Linked DNA regions of Homo sapiens: regions 2 and 3 are each linked to region 1. Evidence: chromatin loops called from intact Hi-C (ENCODE). Cell type or tissue: Calu3. All regions are shown on one strand. Each heading gives the region's core, and the rest is flanking DNA. Links, peaks and the distances in the headings are about the cores only.

Region 1 (5,590 bases), core at 1,800-4,299:
AGTCAAATCACAATTAACACACACACTCACACACACACACATAAATATCTAGCAATACAGCTAATGAAGGAAGTGAAATATCTCTACAAGGAGAACTATAAACCACTGATCAAATAAATTAGAGATGACATGAACAAATGAAAAAAAGCATTCCATGCTCATGGATAGGAAGAAACAGTATCTTTAAAATGCACACATGGCTAAAGCAATTTGTAAATTCAATGCTATTTCTATTAAAATTAACATTGACATTCTTCACAGAATTAGAAAAAAAAAACTATTTGAAAATTCAGGTGAAATCAGAAGAGAATCCAAATAACCAAGGCAATACTAAGCAAAAAGAACAAAGCTGGAGTCATCAAGCTACCTAACTTCAAACTATACTACAGGGCTAGAGTAACCAAAACAGCATGGTACTGGTACAAAAACAGACACATAGAACAATGGGACAGAACAGAGAACCCAGAAATAATGCTGCAGACCTATGACTATCTGGTCTTTGATAAATCTTTCAAAAACAAACAATGGGGAAAGGACTTTCTATTTGATAAATGGTGCTGAGAAAACTGGCTAGCCATATGCAGGTGATTAAAACTGGACTCCTTCCTTACCCCATATACAAAAATTAACTCAAGATGAATTAAAGACTTAAATGTAAAAACCAAAAGTACAAGAAACTCTGGAAGATAATCTAGGCAATACCATTTTGGATACAGGAACGAGCAAAGATTTAATGATGAAGACAACAAAAGCAAATGCAACAGAAGCAAAAATTTAAAAATGGGATCTAATTAAAGAGTTCTGCACAACAAAGGAAGATGTCAACAGAGTTAACAGGAAACCTACAAATGGGAGAAAATTTTTGCAAACTATGCATCTGACAAAGTTCTAATATCCAGCATCTATGAGGAACTTAAGCAAATTTACAAGAGAAAAACAACACCATTTAAAAGTGGCCAAAGGACATGTATAGACACTTTATAAGAAGACATACATGTAGCCAACTATCATATAAAAAAAGCTCAACATCAATGATCATTAGGGAAATGCATATCAAAACCCCAATGGGATACCATCTCACACCAGTCAGAATAGCTATTATTAAAAAGTCAAAAAATAACAGATGATGGCAAGGTTGTGGAGTAAAGAATGCTTATACACGGTTGGTCACAGTGTAAATTAGTTCAACCATTGTGGAAGACAGTGTGGCAATTCCTCAAAGACCTAAAAACGGAAATACCATTCGACCCAGCAATCCCATAACTGGGTATATACCCAAAGAATATAAGTCATTCTATCATAAAGACACATGCAAGCATGTGTTCATTGTAGCACTAGTCACAATATCTAAGACATGGAATCAACCTAAATGTTCATCAATAACAAACTGGATAAAGAAAATATGATACATATATACCATGGAATATTAAGCAGCCATAAAAAAACAAGATCATATCTTTTTGAAGAAACATGGATGGAGCTGGGGGTCATTACCCTTATCAAACTAACACTGAACAGAAAACCAAATACTGCATGTTCTCACTTATAAGTAGGAGCTATATGATGAGAATACATGGACACACAGAAGAGAACAACACACCCTGGGGCCTATTGGATGGTGGAGGATAGGAGGAGGGAGAGGATCAGGAAAAATTGATAAAGAATTCTAGGCTTAATACCTGGGTGACAAAATAATCTGTACAACAAACTCTACATGGCACAAGTTTACCAATATAACAAACCTGAACTTAAAATAAAAGTTAAACTTTAAAAAATGGGCAAATGATGTAAACAGATATTTCTCAAAAGAAGGCATACAAATGGCCAAAAAATATTTACAAAAATACTCAACATCACGAATCATCAGGGAAACGCAATTCAAAACCACAATAAGGTATCATCTCATTCCATTTAGAATAGCTATTATCAAAAAGACAAAAAATGCTGGCAAGGATGCAGAGGAAAGTGAACTCTTATACATTATTGGTGGGAATGAAAACTAGTACAGCCACAATGGAGAACAGTGTGGTAGTTCCTCAAACACCTAGAAACACAGCTACTATATGGCCTTCTTTCTTGAACAGAGGAATCAGTAAGTAAGTTACATGTTTTTTTCAGAATGCTTTGTATCTCAGATTTTCATTGAGGTTAAGAATTCACAAAATATTTATGACTCTAAACTGCAAAATAAATTTTCAGGGAAAATGATAAATTTTTAATGCCACTTTCCTTTTTACTCTCTCCTTGCCTATTTACACAGATGCACACAAGCATATTCATATTTTAAACAAAATATGCAAGATATAATATAAAAACATGCAGGTAAGTACTTTTTCTTAGGAGAAAAAAGGAAAAGGAAACTTTCATAAATTCAGTGTAAATAGCAAGGACCTCCTCCATTGCCACTGCTTCCTCAAGTACTTCTTGCCTTCTCCACACCACTCACCAGTGCTCCATATTTTCAGTCACTGATAGTTACCAACCCTGCCTGGTCTAGAAATCTCTATCACCATTTAGCTGACACATCTTCTGCAAAAGCCATAGTCATGACCAGGGAAACCAGGGAGGGCGAACTACTATGATAAGTGACCTCTGACCTTCATACATAGGTTTTAAAGACAAGAGTGGCAAGATAAAAAAAGAAAAATGTGGAGTTCCATATATACTTCCATATTAAATTTTACAACAAGATTATACTTTCTCCCAGTTGGCTGAAAAAAATATAATTTTATCGTTTAGTAAGTCTTAATAATCTACATTAGAATTTTTTTCTCTGCTTTTATTTTCATCCTTTCTTATTCATGTTTTCAATATAGCCCTGTCTGCTATGGATGGCACAGCATAGCACTGTCTGCATATGTGCAGACTGAAGAACTCCTCAACAAATAATTATTTATGAGAGTGTATCTTAGAAAATCTCATAGTTAAACAGGCTGTATTATCATAAGTGACAGAGAAGTGTCAAGCCAAGGTCAGCCAGTAACTCTGACCTCCCTGGAAAGCTGGACCTTGGCTAGATTTAAGATTTCATGCAGTTCACAAGTGACAACCATATAGTCTTCCTTGAGGGACATGGTAAGATAATAACAAGGAATTTCAAAGCAGTTAGAAACCCATGATTTCCCCTGTAAATAGTGTTTTTAAGTGCATGCACATCTCTTGGTTAGTAATAGCCAGTAACCTGCAAGTTGCATTATTTACGACACACTTTCATATACATACTGCCACCTGCTGGTAACTGTGTAAATATCAGCCCACAAAAAGTCCTAAATCCTGATTTTTCAAAGGACTGGTTGTTTCAAAAGCCCAATGACTCAGCTTTGGATTTTAATCATTCTTTCTGTTAATAATTAGAGAAATGCACTGGTGTCAACACCTAGATTCAAGTGAATACTTATGATGATAATGGAGGCTTTTATACAGGGTTTTGTAGTTTAATTGAATCAACTTTTTGAAACAAAAGCAAGCAATACTAGTGAAATATATGGTCAACTTTTTATAAATACACTGACTAAGTAATTTGTAACAGTCTTTTTATCATTTTTATGACTTAGTTTACAAATTAATTAAAGTTAAAAACATATGACATTCTTAATTATAGCTGCTGTTAATATGGAGGGTGTATTATATCCCAACTACATTAATTATCTCTTTCCATCCTTACAGCAGCATTATGGTGCATTTACTGGAAAATCCCCTTCTTAAAGATGAATTCAAGGACACAAAGCTGATAAGTGGATTATAAATAGATCACTGAATATTGTGAAATATTAGACAACGTCATTGTTAAATTAAACTTGTCCTCCAAACTGGCTGACTTAGAAATTGGAAATTGTGACTTTCTAAAAACAGCAAACATTTTTGTTATTTTGCAATAAATCTAATTGTGATCCTACACTTAATTATAAAGGGCTTTATGTGACGAAAACACACACGACCGGCAGCTATTTAAAAACACAAAATTGAACAATTAAAATACGTAGTCATGATAGTACACACAATCAGTAAAGGCCTAAAATGAAAAATTATGTGGACATTTCAAAAAAGTTATGCAGTATAGATTTAAATTAGGGAGGAAAAAATGTTGAAAACATGTCTAGGATGATGATACCTATGCTATTACCTAATACAAATACAAGAAATCATTTCCAAGTAGATTCTAGTGATTTAATAACTAATAAAACAACAAAGACATTTTAAAAACATATATTTAGAAGACAAAGCAATTTCTAAAAAAGACATATTAATTCATTTTTTGAAAAGACTGTCGCTTAAATTCTGAATGGTGTCCCCTAATGCGTATCCATTTACATAGATTTTAGAGACACAAATGATGTTAGAAGGATGAGAAACCTGATTTGTTTCACCATGCCGCGCTGAAAAGCACAAAGTAAGACTTAATCATATTTATAGTAACCATATGTTTTTTATTTTCTGGGACAGTCAGGATATCATATTTGCTTTTCAATAAAGATGACCAGTTAAATTTATAACTAATATGATTTTATTTTTATGCCTTTAGAGTGATAATAAATATATCACTTAAATAAATACAAAGTACAGTACAAAATGTTTTGCTTTATTGAATGCGCTCAATTTTTATTTGGCCAATATAATTGTTCTTTGTGTTGTTGAGCTGTTTTAGGATAAAGGAATTTGGTTGTATCAAGGAACAAGTATGATTTAGAACCTTGAATTTTCTAGTATGTCCAGATGTACCTCATCTTATGAAATGATGTAAAGAGTGACCAGCTACCTGTAGTCAGGCTTAGGACCAGTGAAATCCTATGCTCTGATTATCCTTTTACCTAGCTCACTAATTTGAAACCCCACCTTTAGATGCCTACTCCTTTATTCAAAGTAAACATAGCTTTATACACTTAAAATTGAATTTCTCTGTAGAAATCTATAGGTATTATGAGTTGTGCATTTAAATAACTTATATTATTTCATATGATCAGGTGTCATAGAATACTGAGAAGACAGTGTGATCCTGAAGGGAGAAGCAGAGGTAAACTTCATCTACCTTACTATTATGCTTATCTACATAATATGATGCTGTTTTTGTTCAAATGGACCTAAGTTAAAGCTCCTTTGTCATGATCTCCAGATGGTTCCATAAACCACATATTGGTAGACTCTAAGATTATTATAATATAAATAAATTCCATGTTAAGAAGATTTTTCTCCTGAATTTTGACATATAAATGAAATAGCTGCACAAGCTTTAAGGCACATTACACATATGTGTTATTTTCTTCTTTTCTCGAAGTTAACTATGACCATGTCCATACATAGCTCATGTTATGTTCTCAAAAGTAAACTCCAAACCACATTTTCAACCTTATGTTGAATGTTTTTCTCTGATTGTTAATTCAACAGACATTTTTTAAAAATTCAATGAAACCACCATCCATTGTCATACTTGCACCACAAGGAGAGTACATGTATGGGTAAGGCCCAAGCTATGCTCTTAAAAAGCTTATAGTCTAAGAAGAAACAAGTTAAACATAGGGATATGCTGACAGGTGTTTAGCAATCACCTCTTCAGGGAAAAGAGAGAGCCTGATTTGAAGCATTTGCCAATATT
Region 2 (5,590 bases), core at 1,727-4,226, 89 kb before region 1:
CAAAAATGGCCATAAATTTTACCCTCTTATGCAAACTTACTTTTGCAATGTAACTTTTTGTATCTCCTCCAACTTGCAATTCTTCCATCAAGAAGTAGAATCTATCTTCCACCCTTTGATTTGTGGCTTATCCATATGACTTGCTTTGACCAATGGAATATTAACAAGTGTGATGCTAATAGAGATTTAAAGCATTTATGCACTAGATCTTGCTCTCTTATGGCTCATTGAATCTTGATGCTCCATGTGCAGACACCTGAGTATCCCTGGAGGATGACAAAACTTTTTAAATGAGGACTTTACAGACTAATCAACTTGCCAACTGTCAGATATGATTGAGATGATTCTAGACCATTTAGCCTTGGCTGAGCCTGTATAGACAGAAAAAAAAAACTGTCTAAGCAATCTAAAGAATTGTGAAAATAATAAATACTTGTTGTTTTAAGCCAATAAGTTTTGGGGTGGTCTGTTGCACAGCAAAAGATAATTGATACATTCCCTAGCTTTTTTTTATTGTTGTTGCTGTTATTGTAGATACAGATATTTAAGAAAACATAACTAGCACTTTCTGGCATGGGAAAAATACATATGGAAATGTAAAAATATGAATGTTCACACTCTTCAGTAATTCTAAGAGAGCATCTAATTGCTAGGTTCCGAAATAGAATGAAATACCACTGCTCAGTTTACACGACGCAAAACTGGCTCCCGTTGTGTTGCCAGTATTACATGTGAGGAAAATGAGAAGTACAGTTATGTTTATGTTGACACGTCTTCATTTCAAGTTTAAGCATTTGATTTGTTTATACTTTCCCCCATTTCCTTGGTTCAGCTGCACTGTCTGGGTTTTAACAAGCTTCAGTTTTACCTCATTCGGTGAGACAGTGTCTGAGTTTAGGATTAACATTTGTACAGTGAAACATAAATGCTCATGAATTGTATATAATATTTTAGCAAAAGCTTATTTAGTTTTACTGCTTTCACAAATTTTTGGTTTAACCAGCAGCCTTCTATTACTCCCTTACAAATTCAATTTAATGGATGGTAAGAATATAATAGTTGGAATGTCTTCTTTCTAGGTTAATAAGTTTAGTAGGTAGCTGCTCTCTGCTGTGGATTAAATAAAAGTTTCAAATTTTGCTTTATCTTTTTCTGTTTCCCTTTATTCAAAAATCTAACTGCTTCTCTTAACAAATAAATCTAAAAAGTTTAAGTTACTCTGAAATAAGTGCATATCCTGATCGGATTAACTAAAAACAATGCTTGAAAAGTTTTTAAAAAACTACACACAAAGTTCTATGTCACTATAACACCATTTTTCTATCTTGTGTATGTAGGATATTTTTGAAATCTTCTGCTTTCCCTATTTTTGCCCTTCTTCCAGTCTCCTGAAATAAGCTCTCCCTGTCCTCAGGAATTCAGTGATCTAAACAACATAGAGTTAGAAGAAAACTTAGAGGCTTTCTTGAGTCTATATTTAAAATATATTTTACTCCTATTATCAATAAGAAATGTTTTAATAGATATACATATAATATTGATAAAATATTATCATAAATTAATTTTTATTTTCATATTTTCATCAGTGCATGATGATAGTTTTTAATTCTATTTTATTTCATTTCCATTTACTTCTATTATATTATCTTTTTATTTGTTGGGTTTTTTCTTGTTTTGTTTTTGTTTTTAAGTGTTGGTCACTCACTACTAAATTGATTTTGCATTTTAGTATTGGATTTTGACCTATAGGTGGAAATATACTGTCCTACCTTAGAAGGAATAAAATAATTTACATCTTAAGATGCCTGTTATGATAACTATTTCATTCCTTCTCATCTTTCTCTGCTTTTCTCCTAGTAAAGTAGATATCTCTATTCTAACCTCCTTTCGAAGGAGAGGAAATGTTATCTCCACAGACCTCAGGCCCATGGCAGAGCCATCCCATGAATCTTCTATCCTTGGATCTCCTTTTCTTTGATTTCCTGATAATCATAATGACTCTCAAATTGGCTTATAGTTCATTTCATCTTTTTAAAAAAATGTCTTGCCACCTGTCCTTCTTAAGCCACCCTACACACATATACCCTGCTTCCAGCTACTTTTCGGTTTTCTTTTTTAGTTTCATTTTTCTATCCCAGTGGCTCCTGCCCCAAGACTTTGTCTTAGATACTCCTCCTTTTGATCATAGCCCTTATCATCATCATTTTTGTAGAGCCCCAAACACCACTAGGGATAATTTAAAATGGCTGGAATCAAGTATGGTTAGCAAAAATGACTTCCAAAGATGGAGAAATAAAAAATTATTTTGATGAGAAATGGGTCCCTCTACTGGTTTAAAAAATAATGAAGATTTAATTAACTAATTTATGTCCCTTGAATCTTTCTGTCACTTTTCTAGCTAAGCATTGGACAATGATATCAAGTAAATAAATTAAAGTTTGAGAATATATGTCCTTGTTTAGAATTATATCAGGTAATCTCTCATATATGAGCTGAATCCCAGTCTGCTCTACTTCCCAGAATCACTCAGAACTCACTGGAGGGAAGCTCTTGCTTTTCTGCCTCTGGTATCTGCTCAAATGCAGGCACTCTTATGGTTACAAACTTTCCCAGCTTCCACTCTCTCTTATGTTTCTCACCCCAAACCTTTCAATCTATTTTCCCCCTTTCAATCTATTTTCCCCCTGCTTACCTATGTCCATCTTTATGAGAAATGAAGTATGTTATTTTCAAACCCAAAAGTATCCATCCTTGCAGGCACATGCAATTAAAGTGGGGTAGGCGCATTCCTATCATGACTTTCCAGACTTTCAGCTGTAAGATGGGGATGCATTTATACTGTTCAGAGAATCTCACTGTGCTGAGAACCTATATTCTTCTCTTGGGAATCAAATCACTTCCCTTCCTTTTTCCTCACTAACCTCAATTCCCAGTTACTCAGTGTTTATTGATCTCAGCTAGATGTAGATAGAAAAGCAAAGTTCAGGTCATAGGTCTCTGCTAGAGAGCTTTTGCAGTTTTGAAGGTTATCAGATTCACTATATTGCTAATTGGTGGATTTCAACAGGGAGGAAAAAAAAATCAGTCAATGTAGGCTGAGAAAATAGTTAAGTGCCAATAATCTTACTTCACGTTTAATAGTCACCACTTGCCTTCTCTATCTCATCCTTTATTTATCAATATTTATTGATTGATTCATTTTCTAATGGTTATACAATTTATTACTAGAGTCTAATTTTGATTTGATAATTTTTATCACTTATTTATAGCAATATAAATCACATAGTAATCTGCCGTTTTTCACTAAAGCCAACATATGAATTGTATTTGATCCTTTTTATCTGGAGGGCCAGCTGAAATTTTTAATTTTAGAAAACAAAAGCAAAAAGTAGAATCTTTTCTTAAAAAGAAGAGCAGATATATGTCCTTAATTCTGTAAAAACTCAATCAATAGAAGCCAGAAAGTGGTAAGAGCAAACTAATGACAACTGTTGCCAGACAATGTCTCCTTGACAGAATTAGCTACATAAATAATTTGTAAGGTCCCAGTGCAAAATAAAAAGTGGGGCTTCATGTTGAAAAATTACTAAGAATTTCATTATGCCAATAGCAAAACATTGAACTATTCTCAGGGCCCCTCTAGGTATATAGTACTCTTTCCAACTGCACAGGTCATGTATATCCATGAAGAAGACCTTGATTCTAGAACATGTTTTGCAAATGTATACTGAAAGCTACAATCTCCTCCTCATCTGTATCTGTATCTATTGTATTGAGTCTTTTTTTTTTTCTTCACAAGAAGAACTTTTTGGAAGAGTAGTCTAGTTGACTGCTAACAAATTCATTGGGAAACTGCTTATATGTGTGGAAAATAACACAATTAGATTTCTATTTCATACTATTAAGCAAATAATCAGTTCTAGGTGGATTTAAGACTGAAATGTAAAAATTGAAAGTTTTTTTTAATTTGAAAACGATAGATTATGGCTTTAGGCCAGGGAAATGCACTTTAAAGAAGTACAAAAATGTACAAAAACACAAAAGTTGAGATTGATATATTTAACTATATTAAACATTTTAGAAACTAAATTAAAAGACAAATTAAATACATTAAAAAAAGTCAAGGCTATAATGTGAGAAAGTTATCTGTCATACAGATAGCTGGTAATAGGTTACCATCAGAATGTATAAAAAATCCTTTAAAATAGGCAATGACACATTTTAAAAATACTATAAAAAATGAATATACTTGAATGACCGATATATCTATAAAAACATGCTCATTATCAGAACACTTCCAGGTACCATTTTACACCTCATCCTCATCTCCATCAATAGCCTTGGATGTAGTCACAGAACTTCTGAGTCACTAGGGGTAGGGTGGGGCCTTGGAAAGTTAATTTTGAAGAAGCTCTCTGAGGGATTCTGATGAGTACCATGGTTGAAAAATGTTTTCTTGAATTTTAACAGATCCTGGTCCAAAGGAATCAATCATCATAGCCTAAAATTGTAACTTCCACACAGTTTTTCAATCTGTCACTTCCTTTCCATTGCTGTGGTTCAGAGAGGTTTAGAGAGGGACTTTGCTACGTGTAAAGAGGTTGGTCTTAAATGCCAGACAGCAGTATACTCCAGCTGTGCAGGAGGTGCAAGGACCATTAACCCACAACTACATGGAAAGCAAGGAGAATAGTGTTCATGAGTCTCCACCAATGTCTTCTATATTAGGTGACAATCATTTCCTCCAAACCCTTTCTCTCTAAACCCACAGCTCATAGAGAAACTGTATTTCCTGATGTCCACAAGAACCTGTCTCACTTCTTCTTTCATCCTTGATTGATGGAGGGAATAAATCATTCTTCACTTCTAGTGAAAAAGGAGGGAAGAAGTGCTCAGGGAAGGATGCAGCCAGGACATGGATTTTTATTGGACCTGAAAAGATGATTAGTTGCCCTGTAATAGAGCACAGGCGTGTTCTGATAACAGTAACTTCTACATCATTTGAGGCAGAAACAGAAAAACAAACCTTATATAGTGTCTCACAAAAGTACCCTTTAGCTAATCTCTCTAATATATAAAAATCTGTTAATCTGAAGAAATAAGAGATTAAAAGTATATATAAAAATGGGTAAAAGAATGGATAGAACTTACACAGAAAAAATAAATGTACATAAAATATACAAAAATATGCACCATATTATTCTTTATAAAAATGCAGAGATTACTATTACTGGGAAACCGGAAAATTTCAAAAGTTTTACGGTTTATTCTGTAGCTGTGGCTTTTGGAAAGCAGTAACTCTCATGTCTTGCAAAATGGTCAATCTCTATCAAGGAAAATTCCCTTTGATCTATAATCTCACTTTTAGAAATCCACCCTGACAATAGGCCTTCCAGAATACAAAACAACATATTATGATGAATTGTTATAATTTTGTGTTGCCTCGGCATTCATTTTGAATACAAGTTAAACTTTCTGATACCAGAAGCGGGGCTTAGTCATTTTTGACACAATTTCCAGTTCTACACCACACTTACATGACTCAACCTAGCCAAAAAACTTAGATCCATCTCTCCCGCTTCTTTTAAAA
Region 3 (5,590 bases), core at 1,727-4,226, 280 kb after region 1:
AAATATAGACTATATAAAACAGAATAAAATGTCTTTTTTTGATATTTTTTCCATGTGGGGGTTTAATCTATTTTTTTTTAATTTTATTATTATTATACTTTAAGTTTTAGGGTACATGTGCACAATGTGCAGGTTAGTTACATATGTATACATGTGCCATGCTGGTGTGCTACACCCATTAACTCATCATTTAGCATTAGGTATATCTTCTAATGCTATCCCTCCCCCCTCCCCCCACCCCACAACAGTCCCCGGAGTGTGATGTTCCCCTTCCTGTGTCCATGTGTTCTCATTGTTCAATTCCCACCTATGAATGAGAACATGTGGTGTTTGGTTTTTTGTCCTTGTGAAAATGTCTTTAATGGAAACAAAGGCGTAGCTTTGAATGCAAGAGCTGAATAATATGGTTGCAGGTTGTTTGCCCAGAATGAGCATGGTAAAATTAAAGTGAAATATCTGTTCATGTAAAACAATCAGAGAAGGCTACACACTTTTTTCCCCTAGCCCTATTATAGAATATCACATTTTATATCTTTGCACCTGGCAAGAATGAACACTTCCTAGTGAAGCATGCCATCTTGTGGCAAATCTACTAATACAATATACTATGCAACGTTATTAATAAAGCTCAAGATTTAGAGTATATTTGAAATTTTAATGGTGCATTAAAACATGTATAATAAAATCCTGTTTATTCAGAATATTTGAGTAACTGGATGTCCTTGTCAACATTTTAAGTAGCTTAGAGATACCACAGATATTAATATTTATATCTATATGGTACTTTTCAAGGCACTGGAAGTTAACAGTGCAAGTTCTGGAGATGGAGTGTCTAGATTCAAACCACAGCTCAATCATTTTCTAGCTGTACAAGCTTGGGTAAATTAGTTTTTCTTAGGATGCTTCCATTTTCTTACATGCAAAATGGGGATAATTTTAGTAACTACATAAGGTTGAGATGATAAATGCGGCATGTAACAAATTCAGGACAGTGCAAGGCAAAGCTAATCTCTCCTTATATGTGGTAATTATTAATGTTATTATTATCTGTGCCCTAAATTATCTGGGATAGTTATTATAAATGATCTTCATATTGTGAATTAGTGTGCAAGGTTTTTATTTAGAGACTCTGAAGAAAAATATGCAGATAACAATAATATTTAAACAGCTCTAATGGTTCAGAGGCTCCCAGACATTCCTCCAAGCACTTCCCACATAGGAATTTATTTCATCCACACAACAATCCTGCAAAGTAGGTGTGATTATCATCCTAGTTTATCAGTAAGAAAATATAAGCATAGAGAACTGAAGAAACTTTTTGAACGTCCACTTAGCTATAATATTAGAGCCAAGATTTAAACACAGATAATCTGGCACTGTAGCTTATCCTCTTAATATCTTAACCACATATTGTCTCCTGATATAACTTATATTTGGGTAACAAGTAAATATTAGAGAGACACTTAAAGGGCATAAAAATTACTAAATTCTTCCAGAAGTACCAGGTTCTTTAAATCTTGTATATTCCATTCCCACATGGGGCCTCCCTTCTGTATTATCATCTATTCTTTCCTTATTTGATGTTGCTAGACTGTATTTTCAAAATGAATTATTTAAAGGTTTCCTATTACTTTAATTTCCAATTTGAACAATCTAATAATGTATTATGTGTCTGTTTTCTTTTCCTTCTCAGAACATTAAACAAAAATAATAGTTTTTCAACTTTTTTAAAAATACTACATCAGCAAAAACCTTCATTCAAATTTTTCACATTAGACAGTTAATAAATATGTATTGAATAATTTATAATTGAGTAAATGAATGAATACTATATTACTTTATCAAATCAACAACAATATGAAAACCACTACGTATTTAAATAACATCTGAAGGTTCTAAAAGCATGTGCACCATCTTCTCATCTCATTCTCTCAGTGGCACTGAAAGGTTAGCAGAGAAATTAGAATTATCTGTACTTCACAGCTAAGAAAGGACAGTGAAGGCTGTTTGCTTTGTTCATGGTAGTCACAAGGCCAAACCAGGGGAAAATTAGAAGTGAAATGTCAGAGCATACATTCAAAATCATAGTGCAAGACAGTAACTTTATGTTTATCATTATTTCTATTGCAAAATAATAATTCCTTATCAGTGTGTTTGGGAAGTAAGGTGTTGCTAAACAGCTGTTTTCCAACTTTGTTTTGTTGTTGGGGAAATGCTTTTTTTCTGTTCTATTTTATCTTGTATTTTCCTTTTATATGAGAAAAGTCTGCAAAACCCATTCTTCCCTTTCAAAAGAAAAAACAAGTCCCTCAGGAAGGAATTAAAAAAAAAAAAAAAAAAAAAAAAGAGTCTCAGAATGGCCCTTCAAAGTTTGCCTTGAGAGGAAATTGAAAAGTGGGTGGTTAAAGGAGAGTAAATTTTACATTTCCAAACACAGGTCACTTTTATCTTTTTACATTATGTTTTGATCTACAGTGATACTTTAAGAATATACAGAAAAAATGGCTTGTGTGACTGATGTATCAATTACCACAAGGGAATGAACTTTAATGTTACCAGAAGTTCCAAACAGTGGAATGACTGTGTGAAAAGAAAGGGAGGTTTATACATTGGTTCTAAAGAAAGAAAATAACGGGAGAGCATTCCTAAGGTACACTAACTGATGTCAGGATCTCATATAATGTGGAGGTACAGTTGGATATTTCTTGAGATTAGTAAGATTTTCTTCATGCCATTCCTGAATGAAAGATGGAATCAGATCAAGCTGTCGTTTTTATTAATAATGGGTGTATATCTGAACACTTTCTCTTTGACAGGGACTCTTTTGTGGCCTTACTTTATTTTTCTGCATTCTAGCTTTGACCTAAATGTCTCCCCTTCATACTTAGCATCTTTTCTGATGACTGAATGGGACCTCGTAACAGCTCAATTCACTACGTGGGAAATGTTGGCCAATTTTGGAGGGCTTTACGTTACTAAATACAATCCTGGAAACTTTAAGCATTTGAAAAGTCTTTTAAAATGATTACTTACTATTTGGATAGGATACAAAAGTGCCACACATTTCTCACCTCTTCATGAGAAGGACAGACATTAAAATTTAACAAATATTGTTTTTGTGTTTTCTTCCATGATAGAGATAAATGAAAAAAATTAATGATTTATAAATGCTTATTAGCATTGTTCATGAAATCTTTCTAGTAACAGTTCTAATAATCTCTACCCCATGCCTCTTCAATTTCAGATAAAATTTTACCAAGAGATAATATTTTAGTATGCAGTTAGACTTTCATAAATATGTTATTTAAAATTTATGTTTTCCAATAATTTCACTCTAACTGCTGTCAACTGACATTTTTTGACTATAGAAGTAAGTAGAATTATCTTCTTGAACATTTCTGTTGGTTTACTTCTGCATTGACAGTTTCTATACCTGTTTGGAAAAGTGGCAGATAAACCAGTTTACTAAAGAGTTCAGTTAACATTCAGCATATACTGATGGTCAAAAAATTAAATGTTTTAAGGGGAAAAAGGCACAGCTTTTCTGATATATTGTTTCTTACAAATGAACTAAGTAATATGTTCTGCAAATGGGTAGAATTAAGATAACAGCTCTCATGTGTCCAAATATACTTCACTCAAAAAATGATATTATAATTTTCCACTGTTCAGTTTTCATGTTTGTATACTGGAACCAGTAGAGCTATATATTACTTACAGATCACGAAAGCCAAAGGAACACATACTTGCATTTGGTGTGCTTCCAGTGCAAAATGCCTTTGCACTGGAGGAGTTCACACAGAATTGCACAGTATTCATCGGCTCACAAAAATGTAATGTGCCAAATCAGCATAGAAATATCTTGCCAAGACGAACTCAAGACAAAATGTTAGAATGTTTAGTGTGAAACTAAATATTTCAAATATTTTTTTCATGAGCAAAGCAACATCTGTAATTGGAAACTGTATCATCACTGATGATACAAAATGAAAGGATTAAAAAATAAAAGTTTACATTGTTTTAAAATACTATTAACTCAATTAATTAGAGTTAGTAATTCCAAGTGGCTAATGTGGAGATTATTTCCCTTCCTTCTTTCTTTTTTGCTTATTTCATTTGTTTTTGTTTGTTTGTTTTTGGAATACTACTTTAAAATATCCTAGGCATACAGACCTTTCTTTTTTTCACTGATTAAAAGTCATTATTACACAAATACATATTTTGCAATCAACTACATCCCAACTTGCTTTCAGATTTTCTTCTAGCTAGTCTTATATGAGGATCTGTGCAACTGCTCTCCTCCAGTGGAAGTGGACAAAAATAAAATTAAAAATCAACAAACAGCAACAGAATAAAGGATGAAATTGTATGTGTCAACATGACTGGGTCAAGGGATGCTCAGATAACTGGTAAAATATTATTTCTAGGTGTGTCTGTTGAGGTATTTCCAGAAAAGATTAGCATTTAAATCAGTATACTGAGTAAAAAAGACCTGCCTACACTAATGTGGGCAGGTTGAGGTCCTGGATAAAACCAAAAGGTGGAAGAAGAAAGAAATTTCCCTAACACTCCTGAGCTGCAACATTCATCTTCAGCTCTCAGGTATCAGAGCTCCCCACCAATGCACATGTCTTTCCACATCCCCTTCCAGTTTTTAGGCCTTGGGTCTCAAACAGAGAATTACACCATTGGGTCCCCTGGTTCTCAGGCCTATGGACTCAGACTGAATTACGCCACTGGCTATCATGGCTATCCAGCTTGCCTATTGCGAGACTTCTTGGCCTCCATAATTGTGTGAACCAATTTCAATAATAAATGACCTCTCCTCTATCTATCTCTCTATCTTATCTATACTATGGACTCAGACTGAATTACGCCACTGGCTATCATGGCTATCCAGCTTGCCTATTGTGAGACTTCTTGGCCTCCATAATTGTGTGAACCAATTTCAATAATAAATGACCTCTCCTCTATCTATCTCTCTATCTTATCTATATATCCTATTGGTTCTGTTTCTCTGGAGAACCCTAATTTAAACATCTGATTGTGGACCAACCACATCGTCTCTGAAGGATCAAAAGTCACCCTTGTACATAAAGTAAATCATCAAATCTTTGTCATATAAATCAGGATGTCTTTAAATATCTACAAAAAGGTATATGTAAAACACTAAGAACTACAAAATAGATTTGATTGATTAAAATCTTTATCAGTGGTTCTCAAAACATAGTCCTTGGAAAAAAAGCATGAGTATCACTTGAAAGCACTTTAAAAATGCAAATTTTCTAGACTCCTATCAAACCCACTGAATCAGAAGCTTGTGGGCAGAAACCAGAAATCTGTGTTTTATCCAATCACCTAGGTAATTCTCAGATACATTAAAGATTGAGAACTTCTACTCTAAAAATACTACAGCAATGATTTTTTTTTCATTAGTTATCCCTGTATAACTGGAATTTTGGTAAAAAGTCATTACCTTACATGCCTTTGTTTTCCACTTCAGCTCTGGATAGGAAGGACACAAGGAAGTTATCATTTCTGCAAATCTGTTTCTTTCACATTACAGAAATTTATACTGGTTTTAACAATT

The links. Peaks named below come from ENCODE experiments on the same cell type or tissue, not always from the same donor. Only the 100,000 strongest peaks of a DNase experiment are listed, where the experiment ranks them.
Region 2: a loop joins it to region 1, with 2.3 times the contacts of the local background. A loop is called at or near these places in 6 of 110 quality-filtered maps.
Region 3: a loop joins it to region 1, with 3 times the contacts of the local background. A loop is called at or near these places in 6 of 110 quality-filtered maps.

What each region holds. Positions count from the first base shown.
Region 1 is chr7:85,551,235-85,556,824 of GRCh38, forward strand. No RefSeq gene overlaps it. Among named protein-coding and RNA genes, the nearest start is that of LINC00972, 130 kb to the left of the region's middle. In Calu3, for the core only: no CTCF peak of the experiment used is centred there; a DNase peak (open chromatin) is centred at 3,227.
Region 2 is chr7:85,462,143-85,467,732 of GRCh38, forward strand. All of the region lies in intron 2 of LINC00972 (long intergenic non-protein coding RNA 972), which reads left to right. Among named protein-coding and RNA genes, the nearest start is that of LINC00972, 44 kb to the left of the region's middle. In Calu3, for the core only: no CTCF peak of the experiment used is centred there; no DNase peak of the experiment used is centred there.
Region 3 is chr7:85,829,443-85,835,032 of GRCh38, forward strand. No RefSeq gene overlaps it. Among named protein-coding and RNA genes, the nearest start is that of LINC00972, 410 kb to the left of the region's middle. In Calu3, for the core only: no CTCF peak of the experiment used is centred there; no DNase peak of the experiment used is centred there.